2 separate regions of the Mus musculus genome follow, and region 1 is linked to region 2. Evidence: chromatin loops called from intact Hi-C (ENCODE). Cell type or tissue: left cerebral cortex. All regions are shown on one strand.

Region 1 (8,000 bases), 110 kb before region 2:
AGGAGACAGATGACTTGCAACATTGTAGCCAAATGGGAAAATTGGTGTGTGGAAGAGTCCATCAGGTTGGTAAGAGTCACTCCAAAGAAAGTGACCTATAAAGAAAGATCTCCGAGTCACCAGAGGCTGGAGGAAAGAGGGATGGTGACATAGCTGGAAGCGGTGAGCACAAAGAATGGATGACAGCCAGCTGGGGTGTGGATGGAGAGAGTCGGTGGGGAGACAGAATTCAGAAGACTGGCAGGCTATGGGCCAAGCATGGTGAAGACCCAGGACTCACATCAGAAGGAAGTTGGCAGTCACTTGGAATGATCATATTGATGTAAAGTAAACTTAAGCTTGTCCCCTTGGCTATCCTGGACCTTTGGCCTTCTCCTAGCCCAAAGTACCAAAAGTCAAAGCTATGATTTCTGTTCATGGGATCCCTGCCTTCTGCCCATGGGACCTCTGTCTTCTGCCCATGAAATACCTGCCTTCTGCTCAGGATCCAGAGGGAGACTTAACTGGAGAACACAAGTGCAGAATCCAACAAGAGTGTGGCTCTGCCTCTTCACTCAGCCTGGCACCTATCTCTCCACCCAAGGGCTTCTTTGAGCCTTCATAGAGCTAAGAGCTGTGTGTGCATAGGGGCTCCATCCTCTCTCCAGCCTGGGGAAGACCCTTGACCTTGTAGCCCCATGCTTGCCCCTCAGACTCTCTCACAGCTCCTGCAGACTCTCCCACACTCTCCAGCCTTTCTCCAGAGCACTTCTCATGTCTGGCATTTCCTGCTTGACCCTAAGTTAAGTGAGATAAATGTTAGACTGGTCCCCTAGGATCTTAGAGAATTTACCTTGTCAGAGACGGCCCGTGACACTATAGGGTTTCTTGGTGATCATATTAAGTCTGAGTAATTCTCTTCTTTGATGCCCAGTCCTTTGTCTAAAGAGGAGTTTTGTGGTATGTAGAAAAGGCAGATGGAGCCATCTTCAGAGGGCATGACAAGAAGGAGTGTGGGAGTTAGTCACTCTCTTTTCTAAATGACATCTCTCTGTTCTTTTGTGAGTTGAAATCTACTCTTTTTCTGAAAACACAGTGGGGGCAGAGTCCCAGAACCCACTTAGCCATGAACATCTGGGTGCTGGGTGCCAACCCATTGGCCTGATATCAAAAGTCACTGTCTTCCACAATGAGTATCTGAGACCGAGCTAGAAGCTGCCTAAGATCCACAAGTTTCGCGTGTTAGCTTTTAACTTTCACATAAAACAGAATAAAAAATTACCAAATTTCAAAAAAAAAAGAGCTGGCTACTGCTCATAAGAGATTCCTGTGCATGCTCCTGACATGGATCTGAGTAGGGAGGCACCAACCTACTCATTCCTCTGGGAAGGAAATGGTTTTAATTTAGGTTGCAGGCATATAACATATTTTTACATTTGTATATACATATATATATATATGATATAGTAAATAATATACAATATATAATATACATTACTGTCTATTCATACACACACACACACATATATCATACATGTACACATTTTCAGCTACATGCCCTCTAATATACCCTTACACTCACAAATGCACTTCCTCTGTCCTACCAACTTCTGTCAGGACCTTCTGCTTGGATGGCTGCTCTTAGATGTTGCCAATAAACCAACGTGTGGAAGGAGAGATGGAGACGCAATGCTTAGGGTCATCCCGAGGCCACATCATCTCCTGTACCTGATTCTGAGCATTCCTTTAGTGTGGCTTCCATTGCCATCTGAAAGCCATCTATTAGAGTTTCATTATTTTCTGAGGGTGGCACTTTCGAGCCCCTTCCCATGTCTTCTCTGTCACTTCTCTTTAATTTCTGATACAGGGTCTCTCCCTGAGCCTCCAACCAGTGAAGAGCTGCCTGTCTTTGCCTGGAAGCCCTGTGGGGGCATAGACACAACTACCAGACTGGCACTGGAATCAAACTCAGGTCATCATGTGCCACAGGCACTGTACTTGTGGAGGAGCTATCTCCTCTCTTTTCTTTAGAAACATCAGTTTTCCTATTCTACACCTCTGAGCTGCATTACAGAAGTCAGCACATCCAACTGGCAATTATACAGAAGGAACCGGGTGGCAACTGCTATGGTCACAAGCTTTGTAACTTTGGGAGGCAAAGAGTGGGGATGGATACCTAAGATTTTGTGCTGTGGAACAGATAAGGTGAAGAATCACTGGGAAGTCAACCTCTATGTCCAGGAAGGTCAGAGGAAGACAGGAGGGAGACTGGCAGGAGAGGAGCCAACAGGAGGCAGCAGTGCTCTGGGTTATTTAGTAAAGCCTCAATGTACAGTGATTTCTGGGGTCACAGCAGGACCCTCACCTGGGATTATTTTATCTAGCACATCTTGTCAATCCCTGGCTGCCAACGCTGGAGCACACCAGAGGAGGGAGGTGTCTGTGAGTGGAATTTGGGAATATGCTTAGTATTATTCTCTTTAGAATGAGCTGACACTGTTCATGTCAATCCAGGAGAAATAAGGCAGCAGAAAGTTAAGGGATGACTCTGGATGTTAAGGCCCAGATGGCTACATATCTGTCAACCATTATCATACAATAAATGGGGAGAGCATGATGGTTTAGTGGGTTAAGGCTCTTCAAATTTGGCCCCCGGAATCTTACCCTTTCAGACACACATGGTGGAAGTAGGAGAGGATCAACTCTCCCAAGTTGTCTGACCTCCACAAGAACATCACAGCATGCACAACTCCACGCAGATAATGAAGAATTAACACACATATGAATAAAGTACATGTGTACATATGTGTATTCTTTTGACGTATAAACAGAGGAAGCACACTTTGTAACTCAGAGCCACTGATAGGGTATGTCTGCCCACAGGCATTTGGGTTTTGAGAAAGGGAGAGAGGCATGCAGTGCTCTAGACAGAACTGACAACTTAATAATTTATCCTTTCTTTTCTCCCATTCAACCAGCTGTCCTGCCCACCCACTGCCTAAGTCCAACATGGCACAGAAGTCAAGGATGCCAAGTGGATTCATAAGACCACAGAAGTCAGATCCTGCAAACCCTGCAGGGGATGGGAGAAGGGTGGATCAGGGGTTTTAGTACAAGGCTCAAGGATAGTAAAGTAAGAATGTTCCTGGAGCAGAAAAGAGCAATAGAAAAGGATGAAGCTGGTTGGCTACATGGGAACTTGGCTGGATAGAGCAGGGTAGGAGCTTGGAACAAACTGGAACAGATAGAGAGACTGAGGCAAAGGCAGCAAGAAAAGCTAGAATGGAGGGAGAGTAACCAAAATTGAGCTAGGAAGATGTGAGCCAAGGACACGCACAAAGGCCTCTATGGGGTCCAGGGTGAGATGACAGACCATGGTGAGATGGCAGACCAGGGTGAGATGGCAGACCAGGGAGAGATGGCAGACCAGGGAGAGATGGCAGACCCTACTCTACAAAGCCCTGGGTTTGTTGAACTCCCTAGAGTTTGGCAACAACTGAACAAGGCAATAGTCTCAAGTGCCTACAATGTGCCAGTTAGGATGAGAGTGTAGAAGAAACTGACCTTTCCCAAAGAGGGAATTCACACCATGTGCTCCACCCACTCTTACATCACCCACCCCAACCTGGGCTCACATCATTGGCACCAATCCATGCTCAGACTGTCTGCATCACACAAGCAGAGTCCGTCTGCTCCAGGAGACACGCCCGCCGGTATGTCCTCATAACACAAATGACTCAACTCTCTCTCTACCCACGTCCAGAACCTAGGTTAACCTACACCAGCCCCTCTCTCTCCCTTCCCACCTCTAGATACCACCATATATCCCATATCCCTAAGCTTAGCATTTTCCACACCTGTAGGGTGCACCATCAGCATTGCTTATCAGGATCACAGCATTTGATGCTTTTTCTTCTAGAATGGATACAGCTCCACCCAAGATACAACAAAAGGACTTGAACATCTAATAAGAAATTTTCCATCAGCCATACCGACGCTCTGTCATACCGGCGGGTGTGTCTCTTGGTTTCCTGGATCATTTTGGCCTGTGAGCATGTCTGTAGAGGAACTGCCTTGATTACTGGATGAAATGGGAGAACCACCGCTTAAATATGGGGGACCCACTCTTTATCTGGGCAGAACACTATCATGTTTCAGCCATTGACCTGGATAAGAGTGAATGAAGATGGCCGAGCATAAGCCAAGAGCAGCAGCATGAAGGTCCTTGTTCCTCTTTGTTCTTCACTGAAGGTCATGTGTCTAGCTACTGCCAAGAGTCCTGTCCCGACTTCCCCAAATGATGGGCTGTAGTGGAATTATAAGAAAATGAGCCTTTCTCCTCTCAGTACCCTTTTGAAAGGGTGCTTCATTATAGCAAGAAATGAACGTAGGAAAATGGGTTTGTGTCAGATGTTTGTTGGTTAGAGAAGGGATGTTCTTTAATAGTCAACTTGACACAGTCTAGATTCGCCAGGGAAAACAGAACCTCAGTTGAATGATTTTCTTGATCAAGTTAATCTGTGTCTGATCGAGACTATCTTGACTGATGACTGATGTGAAAGAGTCTAGCCCACTTCGTGAAGCCTAACCACTGCATGGAGCCAGCCCACTGCATGGAGCTAGCCCACTACATGGAAGCAGCCCACTGTATGGAGCCAGTCCACTGAATGGAGCTTGCCCACTGCATGAAGCCTTCCCACTGCATGCAGACAGCCCAAGGCATGGAGCCTGCTTACCACATGGAGCCTGCCCACTGCATGTAGTTTGCCCATTGCATGGAGCCAGACCACTGCATGGAGCCTGCCTACTGCATGAAGTTTGCCCATTGCATGGAGCCAGACCACTGCATGGAGCCTGCCTACTGCATGGAGTTTGCACATTGCATGGAACCAGCCCACTGCATGGAGACAGTCTACTGCATGAAGCCTAACCACTGCATGGAGACAGCCCAGTGCATGGAGCCAGCCCACTGCATGGAGCTTGCCCACTGCATAAAGCCTTTCCACTGCATGAAGACAGCCCAGTGCATGGAGCCTGCCCACTGCATGGAGTTTGCCCACCGCATGGAGCCTGCCCACTGCATAAAGCCAGCCCTAGGCAGGTGGCCTCAAGCTGTATGAGAACGGCAGATGGTCAGGCCAGAGGAAACAAGCCAGTTAGCAGAGTTCCTTCCCTGTTTCTGCTTCAGTTCCTGTTGAGTTCTTATCCCCACTTCTCTCAGTGATGGGCGGTGACCTGGTGACCTGGGGGTAGAAGCCAAATGAGCCCTCTCCTCCCATGTTGGTCTTGATCTGTGTTTTACCACAGCCATAGAGATGCAAACTAGGATACCTAGTCACTCTCCAAACTCATGCGCAGTCTGTTCGGATGTTTGATTTTTCATGAGTTAAGTTTTCCATTTCTAAAAATATGTCCATTCCATCCAGGCAATCAACTTGTAAAGGAAAGATAATTGCATTTTCTTGTATTTTTTTATTTATGAAACTTGATCTTAATTTCATTATTTTCTTTTATGATTTAATTGTGATTTTTGGGTCCTTTTAAAAAAATCTAAAGCACTGATTTTTTTAAAAACTTTATCAGTCTTTTTAAAGAACTGACTTTTGATTTTATTGATTTATTTTCTTATTTTGATTGCACTGAGAACTCAAGCACACTGCTAGTTACTGTCTAAAGCCTGTCCCCACTGTAACTGCAATCGCCACCCTCCCTCCACTCAGTTTGGACTGTTTGTCCTTCATTTTCTAGTTCTTTAAACTGTGAAGCTACATCGTGAACCCTTCAGTAAGGACGCTCAGCCGCAGCTATCAGGTCTTGTCACACCTCGGCCCTGGCCTTGTATGGTGGCTCTGCTGTTTTCAATTTTCTTCTTCTCTAAGAAGATTCCCAATCCTCTCCCAAGTTCTTTGGTTCAGTGACCGTTGAACAGCATGTTGCTTAATCGTTACATGTTGGTGGACTTCTCAATTTTACTTCTGTAATCTAATTTTAACCTCGCCCCATTCTAGCCAGGAAAGATACTGGGTATGACATCTACCAGCCTAACCTGAGCCTCTAGGAGCTGGGGACAGATGGTCTCTATGGACTGAATGCTTGCTCTTATCCACTGCAACTTAACACTTAAGGCTTCTCCTGAGAATCCTATGCCTTTGGTAGATTCTAGAGTTTCAAAATAGACGGATTTTGCAGGTACAGGGTTCTCTGGGTGTGAAGAGAGATGCTTGGTGTCTCTTTGCCCTCTCTTCAGAATCCAACTCTGTAGTTAAGCACTTTATTCAATCCATCACATCCCAAATATTACCATTCAAGCATGCAGTTGGTATAAAATTACTGAGAGGCTGGAGAGACCACTCTACAGTGACAAGGGCTTATTGCTCTCACAGAGGCCATGAATTCAGGGACCAGCACCTACATTAGGCAGCTCATAACTAACTGTAACTCCAGATCTGGGAGATCCGATGTCCCCCTGACACATACATACACATGCACACATCATGCACACACAGATACTCACATGTGCACTCATGCACACACACACACACACACACACACACACACACACACACACTTTAAAATATAGAAAAATACCCTGGAGAGATGGCTTCATAATTAAGGGACTTGAATTTGGCTCCCAGCACCTAGTTGGGCTCCTCATAACCACTTATAACCCCAGTTTTAAGGGTTCTGATTTCTTATTCTGGCCTCTGCAGGCATCTGCATGTATTTAGAACACACAGAGAGAAACATATAAATATTATTTTAAAAAACATTTTAAAGAGCATTAATGAGATATTTTTGCATTCTTTATTTTTGTTCTGTTTTTAGCATCCCACGGGCATTTTATACTAAGCACTACTTCTCAGTTCAGAATAGCTCGGTTCACATTTCAAGAGCCCACAGTGGCCTTACATGCCTTATGGCTCCTATGCTGGATGCCATTTGGGAAAATAAAGTAGAAGGAAAGGTTTTAGGGTCAAGGTTTCGGAACTGCCTTTGGGGACTGCAAGTCTGCACTCCGAAGTTCACAGACAGAGGGAAATGTAAAAAATGGAGTTGGATGTAGAACTTCAAGGATCTGAGCAGACACAGGGAAAGAGACAGTCTTGGGAGCTGTTCCTATGGCTGGTGCTGAAGCCAGGAGAGACTGGCCAAGTCAGCAAGGAGGAGTCAGGCTAGGAGTCAGGGACACCCAACATCAAGAGCAGATTTCCACTGCATTGTTGGACCACGCCACCCCCTAAAGGATGTTCAGCCCCATCCATGTCTTCCTCCCTCATCTTACCTGCCTTCCCCACTCCTAGATGTAACAATCCAGACAAACTATACTTCAGACATTGTCACATGTGCCCCCAGAGCTAGCATGACCCTGATTTGGTTAATTATGCTGTATAGCTGAAAAGAAGAAAGTAAAGCAGGCTGAAAAGGGAACTCCAGGAAGGCGGGATGAAGAAAATCACCCCAAGGGGACAGGGGCTGGTTGGACAGTGTGTGCAGGGGACACGTGATGATGACCGGGGAAACTGGCTGCTGTGGGAGTCAGAGAAATAAGCGTGGTGAATATAAAGGCTGTGCTTATTTAATGCAGTCCAGAATGGTGGTGTGCTAGATGATTTTCTCCTGCTGGGATAAAACACCCTGGCAAATAGCAACACAGGAAAGAAGGGGTGTGTTGGGCACTCATTCTAGAGAGCCTTCATGGTGGATCAAGCACTGGGTAGGGACGGGGCAGGGGCACAAGGCTGGCCAGGAAGTCGAGAAGCTGGCTGATTGAATTTCAGTCACACACAGGAATGGAAGCAGAGGAAGCAGGGGTGGGGACTTGGGCAGATAGGGAGAAGGAGGAAGAGAGAGAGAAAGAAAGAAGATAAGGGAACATGGGAGAACTTAAGATGGGACTAGGCTGTTAAACAGTCAAAGCCTACCCCCAAAAAATGGCTTCCTTCAACAAAACCTTGGCCTCCCAAGCAGGTGCTACCAGCAGGGTCAGAGTGCTCGAAGGCATGAATGAGCCTGTGGGGGGT
Region 2 (8,000 bases):
TAACTTATTTTTTTATTTTATAGGTACTCCCAGTTAAGAGTCTTTAAACATTTAAAGAGACTGTGGATATTTAGAGAGATTTTAAATATTTTAAAGAGACTTTGGACTCTTAGGTATTTGGATTTTTAAAGACTTTTAAAAGTAGGAATGCTCTATCCTGTGACTCTGATATTGATGTGAGACCTTGGAGTGGAAGAAGAAAAGAAAGTTTTCTGTTAAACACTGGTGTGTGTGTGCATCAAGTTGACAAGGGGTTACTTGTGCTGACTAGGTTTTTGTTCTTTTTTGTTTTTGTTTTTCTGAACTGACACAAGCTAGAGCCATGTGGGAAGCAGAAACATAAACTGAGAAAATGTGCACACCAGGTTGGCTTTCGGGCAAGCCCATGGGACACGTTCTTAATTATCAGTCAGTGTGGTGGGCACAGCCTGTCTTGTGTCAGCTGGTTGTTGCTGTCAACTCAACACAAGCTAGAGTCTCTGGAATCAGAAACTGCCTCTGTTAAATTGGCTGTGGGGTTGGTTGGGGGGCATTTTCTTGACTAATGATTGATGTGAGATGCTCCAGCCCACAGTGGGCATTGCTGCCCATAGTCAGGTAGTCCTGGGTTCTACAAGAAAGCAACTGAGCAAGCCAGTAAGCAACACCCCTTCCATAGCCTCTGCTTTGGTTCCTGCCTCCAGACCAGACTTCCTTCATGATACACTGTGACGAGGCCACATAGGCAAAATAAACCCTTTCCTTCCCAAGTTACTTTCTGACATGGTATTTCACCAGAGAGATAGAAACCCTAATGAAGACACTCAATCTCAGAAATTTTGCTTCTTTTATTATCATGCCCACACTGCTAAGTTTAACACCTCCATTGGGCCAGGCTTAATGGACTCCTTGGAATAATCCATTAAAGACTCAGCACTGCTCTGTGCACTCCGTGAGAGTCTTCCCCCTCTAAAGTACACAATCGAAGAGCAGCGTGCTCCTACGGGAGGAGTTATCCATGGTTGGTGTCTCATGGAGGTCCAGATGTCTAAGGCGCTGCCTATCCAAGGATCGCCTGGAGACATGTAGGGGCTTTTTTGCTCATTAAAGAGTCGACGATGTGGCCCTTCAAATGATGGTCTCCCCTGCACCGATGGGTTGGGAATTAATAAAATGGTTGCATTATTTAACAGACACAGAAACCCGCTCAGCCAAGATTAATGCAGTCACTTAGAGAGTTAGAAGTGACAAGAGTTGGGAGGACCCTTCCCTGCCAGCAAGACACACTTAGCTTTGCTAAAAATTGGAACAGGGGAACAAACTGGGGCTGAGTCTTTACACACCCCTGTGTGTTCTGTCTCCACAGGAGCAGGGGCGCACACCAGTTCTACTTTTAAACACTGCAAGAAATGCACCAGTAAACGTCAGTAAAAGAAGCTATCAGTCTGAGAGGCAGGGTGTGGGAATCGGAGGGATTGGAGGAAGGAAAGGGAAGTATGAAATGACGTAATTATATTTTAATTTAAAAATAATTTTAAAATAGAAAGAATTCAGTAAAATAGTCCTGGGAGGGGCTGAAGAGGTGGCTCAGTGGCTATTGGCATATTCTGCTCTTGCAAAGGACCTGGGTTCAGTTCCCAGCACCTTTGTCTAGCCACCAGTAAGTCTGGCTCCAGGGGATACGATGCCCCATTCTGGCCTCTGGAAATACTTACACACCTGTGGCATACATTCATACAAATGCATACATGAGCAAAACTAAAAAGAAAAACAAAACTTTAAAAAATAGAGGCCAGCAAGATGGTTTAGCAGATTAGGACACTTGCCGCCAAGCCTGAGAACCTCAGTCTGTTGCTCAGGACCCACGTGGTGATAGGAGGAAACGGGCTCGCTACACTGTCCTCATATGCATGGCATGACATGTACACACACACACACACACGTGCACAGACACACACGTGCTCATACACACAGACATACATATGGATACACACACAGACATAGACACACAGACATACACATTGATACAGAGACACAGACAAAGACACAGACACATGTGTACAAACACACACACACACACACACACGTGCACAGACACACACGTGCTCATACACACAGACATACATATGGATACACACACAGACACACACAGACATAGACACACAGATACACACATCGATACAGAGACACAGACAAAGACACAGACACATGTGTACAAACACACACACACACACACGTGCACAGCCACACACGTGCTCATACACACAGACATACATATGGATACACACACAGACATAGACACACAGACACACACATTGATACAGAGACACAGACAAAGACACAGACACATGTGTACAAACACACACACACACACGTGCACAGACACACACGTGCTCATACACACAGACATACATATGGATACACACACAGACATAGACACACAGACATAGACACACAGACACACACATCGATACAGAGACACAGACAAAGACACAGACACATGTGTACAAACACACACACACACACACACACACACGTGCACAGCCACACACGTGCTCATACACACAGACATACATATGGATACACACACAGACATAGACACACAGACACACACATTGATACAGAGACACAGACAAAGACACAGACACATGTACACACACACACACACAGGTGCATGTGCACTAAATACACAAATAACTGTAAAACAATCCGTGAAAGAAATGTAAAATGAAAGAAATCCACGTCAAATATACCTCTTCATTCCTTACGGAAGTTTATTTTAATTCATCCAAGCATGCAATTCTCCTCCCAGGTGGAATGTTGCAAAATTCCTAAGGGAAAAGAACTTGGCAGAAGACATAAAGGGGAAAAGCAGTGAAGTTCAAAGCTCGTCAAGTTAAGCCAATGCAAAGGTACAGCCCATGTGTCAGGAGCCCCAGGTGCCCATCAGAGTCCATCAGCAACAAGCTGACAACAGAGACATCCGTTAATACTCACACCAGCAGGCTCTGTGCCACCCAGGACAGGGTCTCCTAGCAGGGTGAGCTGTAGCACCTGTCCTCATATGCTCCGAGATCATAAACAGCACCATGGCTGCACAGCACCCCTTTCTCTCCTGCTTAAGACCCGCAAGAGGTCATTACGATAAAATGCATCGCACTGTGAACTTGCTCCAGCTCTTCCTACCCTCTCCCCTTTTCTCACTCCCTCCATCTCTCTCTGACTCCAGACACCAGTGACTTTCACCTCAGTGCCTTTCTCTTCTTTCTCTCCCGCTGCTGTCTCTTCTGAAGGCTCCGTTCCCCTCATTGCTGTGGGGCTGGCCTGCTCTCAGCCATTGTCACCTGCTTTTTCTTCTATATATTACTTTCCACAGTCTGAATGGATGGCTGGATCTTTTTGGTGGCTAGGAGCAATTCCTGCTAGTGTAAGCTCCCTGAAGGTTGGGTTTCTGCTTGCTGATCTGATGTAGTTTCCAGCTTTATCCCTTTGCTGGGGTGAGTCTGTGCTTTTGTATCATGAAGGGAAGGAAAGACTTAAATAGCCATGTGGCTATGATAAGGTACAGATGAAATGACTCAGATGCTCTGAAGACAAAACAGCACAGTTGGAAGCAAGCAATAGAGAGACAGAGGTCCTGCTGTCCAAGGAAATCCCATTTGCATCAGATCTTAAATAACAGCAAGAATGACCCACAGCCTAGGTCCAGCTCTGAGAAGGGTTGTGGAGAAGATGGAATAACAAATCCAAGGGTGGTACTTGCAGCTTCAGCATCAGAGGAGAGAGATGTCCCCTACCAATGGGCTCTACCTACCGTTCACCTCCACACCTCCCTGCCCTCTACTCTGTCCGTCCTCCCTTCTAAGGAGGTAAGGCCCTCATAGCCTCAGGCCGAACAAGGTTCCATTCATGCATATAATGCCCAGTCTACTCTGGCCTCCCACTCCCAGTCTGGTGTTCCTCTACCCTTGCTGTAACTGCCTCCTCCTAGGCACCCAAAGTCCCATCAGCTCCTGTCTCCATCACTACAATGGCAGGGTGAGTTACACACAGAGACAATCCCATGCTCCCTGCTGTGTCTACTTATCTTGCTGAAAAAAAAAAATCTTGCTTTCTGGGATACATTGACTTTCAGCATCCATGTTACTGCCAATGAGCCTCTGAATCCAGTGTGTCAGCTTTACGTTGGATGGTCATTGAAGCCATTGGTGTATATTTTCTTTGTAAAGCATTAGGTTACTACAACTCTCCCTTCACTGTCCTTAGTATCTTTGCATCGCCAATGCCCTGGTAAAGCTGTCAGTGGAGCTGACCAACCCTGAGCTTTTCTTTCAAGTAAAAAACTTCAATCTCCTGGTTCAAACCCGTTGTCTGCTACAGATGATTGCAACTATTCAGCTCCATGTTAATCCCATTTGTGCCCATTGTTCTTACCCTGCTATAATTCACTCAATGTGGCAAAATTCACTGGAAGCAAACATCAGATATTTAGTGCATTCACAGATATGTGTAGCCATTGTCACAGTAAATTATTGGAACTTTTTAATCCCCCAAGAAGAAATCCCAGAGCCTTTGCTTTTGCTCCCAAACCAGTGCCAAGAACCACTTCTTTGGTCGCGACTCCTTTAGAGTCTACAGAATGAGGTCTCTTGTGATCGGCTTCTTCAGCTCTGCATGTTTCCAAGCTCCGTCCATGTGTAAGAGTGAGTCAATATGCTAAACTTTCTTGGTTCTGAAAACATCCTACAGTATGGAGACATCATGTTGTCTTTATCCACGTGTCTAGTGACAGACACTTGGGTGTTTTCCACCCCTCCCCTCTCATGAATAACACTGTGCTAAGTCCCATGGGTTTTTGTGATGTGTTTTCACCTCTGTTGGAAGACAGCTAGAATGGAATTGCTGTGTGTCTCCCTGATTGTCACACACACACACACACACACACACACACACACACACACACACACTGCGGGCTGTTTGTAAGTAGCTGCATCTGTGTACCTGCAACTCATGGTGGTTCCCAAATCTTCAGACTGTGGGCAACACTTGCTAGAGCCACGATTTCTGATTGTAGTCACACCAGAGGAGGTGAAGTAGGATCTCATTGTGTTTCAATTAGCACTTCCTTGATTGCCAATGATGTCAATGGCCCTACAGACCCTTAGTGGATATTTCTCTATCCCCTTTGCATTTAGATGTGGTGCTTATTTTTAAACTGGGTTGGCTCTTAGGCATGTGTGTTCACTCTGGATTTAAATCCTTTATCTGATATATTCTTTGCAAATATTTTCTCCCATTTTGCTTGCTCTTTTCTCTTCTCTTCTCTTCTCTTCTCTTCTCTTCTCTTCTCTTCTCTTCTTCCTTCCTTTCTCTCTCTCTCTCTTTCTCTTTCTTTCTTTCCATTTTTTCTTTCAAAGTCCCAAAGATTAAACTTTGTTGAAACAATAGCCATTTTAAAAATAGTTTGTACTGCTGCTGTCATGACCAAGTATCCTTTGCTGCATCCAAGGCTATGAAATTTTTTCCTCTGTATTTTATTTGATTTCTACAGTATGGTTGTGGTCCAGTATGAGTTCCGTTTTTGTGTAGTGAGAAGATGTGCTCCACCCTTCAGCTTTGGGCTATCCAGTTGTGCCAGCATCATGGACCAACAAGACCTCTCTCTAGGGTCCTGAATATCTGCATCATGGATCAACAAGACTCTTTCTAGGGTCCTGAGTGCCAACATCATGGACCAACAAGACCTCTCTCTAGGACCCTGAGTGCCACCATCATGGACCAGCAAGACTCTCTCTAGGGTCCTGAGTGGCATTTTCATTGTTGCTGAGGCTCAGCTGATCACAGCTGCTCTCTGCACATAGCCCTTCCCATGTAACAACAAATCTGTCAAATGCCACAGGAATTGTGATTCCTGTTTCACTGTAGTGACATTTGAATTCAGAACATGGGAGTACTCTTATTTAGTTCCTTTTGAGATTCTTTTAGCCACTCAGGGGACCAGATACAATTCCATGAGATGCTCTCTCAAGCTGGTCTTATACTCGCCAACCCTTGTGGTACCCTTATGAAGCTGAGGACCAAGCAGTCAAACAGATGAGCCTGTGGTGTCCATTCCTATTCAAACCACCATACTTGGTTCCGAGGTGGCAGAACTATTTCGGAAGGATTAGGAGGTGTGACCTTGTTGGACGAGGTGTATCACTTGAGGCTGACTTTGTGGTTTCCACAGAGTTTCTGAGTTCCCAGTGTGCCATCTATGCCTCCTGCTGTGGATCTAGATGTGAGGTCTCCATTGTTTCTACCACCAGACCTTCATTCCACCTTCGTGAACTCTAACCATCTAAAATCATAAGCCCTTAAACACTTCTTTTATAAGTTGCCTTGGTCAGGTATTTTATCCAAGCCACAGACCCCCTAACTAAGATGGTAGTGCCCAAGGTTTTTATTTCTGTCAGAAATAGATGACAGATCCTGTCAGCCCATGTCCTTACTGACATCTGCTATCGTCATTATTTTGGATTTCAGCCAGTCTAGTCGGTGGGTAGCGTCTCCTCACAGCTGTTGTCATCTCGAGTTTCTTTCCCCTTCTCCCTAGTCCTGGGGATGGAACCAAGAGCCCCCAGTCATGCAGGCACTCACTAACCCTGAGCTACAGCCTGGCTCTCTTTCAGCTTTTTAGTTTGAGAAGGTCTCAGTAAGTTGCCCAGGTTGGCCTTGAACTAGCTCTTTAGCTCCACATCTGTGTCATGTTGTGGTTCTCTGCAGGCTTGTCTGTCACCTGCATGTCTCTTTCAGCAAAGCATTTGTCTAGATCTTTTTTTGAAGTTATGTACCACCTTAAAGGACTATGATGTTGAAAGATCCACTAGTAATTGTGTGAAACTAACACTCAGAGTGCAGTTTTTCCTGCTGGGTGAGCTGTGCCACAAGTCTTACACAGCCTACAAGTGGGGTTTTCCAGGGAGCCACACCATGATGGGAAGTTGTTCTTTGAGGAGGCTTGGAGGGGCACTAGCTCCAACCTGCTCCCTCTAGTGGCCATCTGCCCACACTACACCGGTTAGTGTAAGTTTCTCAGCCTGGGACAGAGTGAAAAGCTAACACATCTCTCTGGTCTTACCATAATTCTGATATTATTCTGAAAACAAACCCTCCATTCGTGACTGCTACTTCCTAACAAACTTACTATGGCCACTTATATCACATTTTATATAAATATTTATGCTTTATAATATTTATATATTTTGTCATAGTTATATTTATACTTACATACTTTTTTAATTTGAGGATTCTATACACGTGCTCACTGTAGCTAACTTTCAACAGCACAACACCTGCCTGCACAGGACCTGTGAAGTCATATCAGCTGCATCTCAACATGGATGGAGGAAAATGTCACCAAGCCCCATCCCAAATGTGACAAGCTGCAGTCTACCCATGGCTGCTGATGGAGGAAGAACAAATAAATGAATGACTGTTCTTGTGAGTCTTGCTTTTAGATTAGAGATGGTTTTCCAAAGTCTGGAATTCTCTCTCTCTCTCTCTCTCTCTCTCTCTCTCTCTCGTGTGTGTATGTGTGTGTGTGTGTGTGTGTGTGTGTGTGTGTGTGTGTGCGTGCATTTTACAGTCATTTGTGGACTGTTAAACAGCAGTTATTCAGAGTCTAAAATCCTGATTTTGATCTTCCGAAGCAGAACACCACACCTCCTTCATTCTGTTCCCTTCCTTCACTTCTGTTCCCGGGCTCCTTGTCTGGACATTGTCGTCTCTCTGCATCCCTCCTGACTAGAGAGCATCCTCTAGGTCCTGACAGGACCCCTTCATGTCCATCTCCTTTCAAACTCGTCTTCTCCTCTCTTGCCATGGTTGCCAATGGTCTCAGGATGTCTATTTCTGTGACAGAGCAGCATCACTAAAAGGCCTATGTGACTTACTCATCACTATTACAGTCCATCGCTGAGGGAACTCAGGGCAGGAACCTGGAGGCAGGGAGTGGAGCAGAGGCCATGGAGGGGTGCTGC

Evidence for each region. A loop is a pair of places that touch in the nucleus more often than their neighbours do. Peaks named below come from ENCODE experiments on the same cell type or tissue, not always from the same donor. Only the 100,000 strongest peaks of a DNase experiment are listed, where the experiment ranks them.
Region 1: a loop joins it to region 2, with 2.1 times the contacts of the local background. A loop is called at or near these places in 11 of 42 quality-filtered maps.

The regions. Positions count from the first base shown.
Region 1 is chr2:178,866,398-178,874,397 of GRCm38, reverse strand. No RefSeq gene overlaps it. Among named protein-coding and RNA genes, the nearest start is that of Gm35888, 20 kb to the right of the region's middle. In left cerebral cortex, no CTCF peak of the experiment used is centred here; a DNase peak (open chromatin) is centred at 3,637.
Region 2 is chr2:178,757,566-178,765,565 of GRCm38, reverse strand. No RefSeq gene overlaps it. Among named protein-coding and RNA genes, the nearest start is that of Gm35815, 81 kb to the right of the region's middle. In left cerebral cortex, a CTCF peak has its summit at 7,010 (motif pointing left); DNase peaks (open chromatin) are centred at 3,515 and 7,007.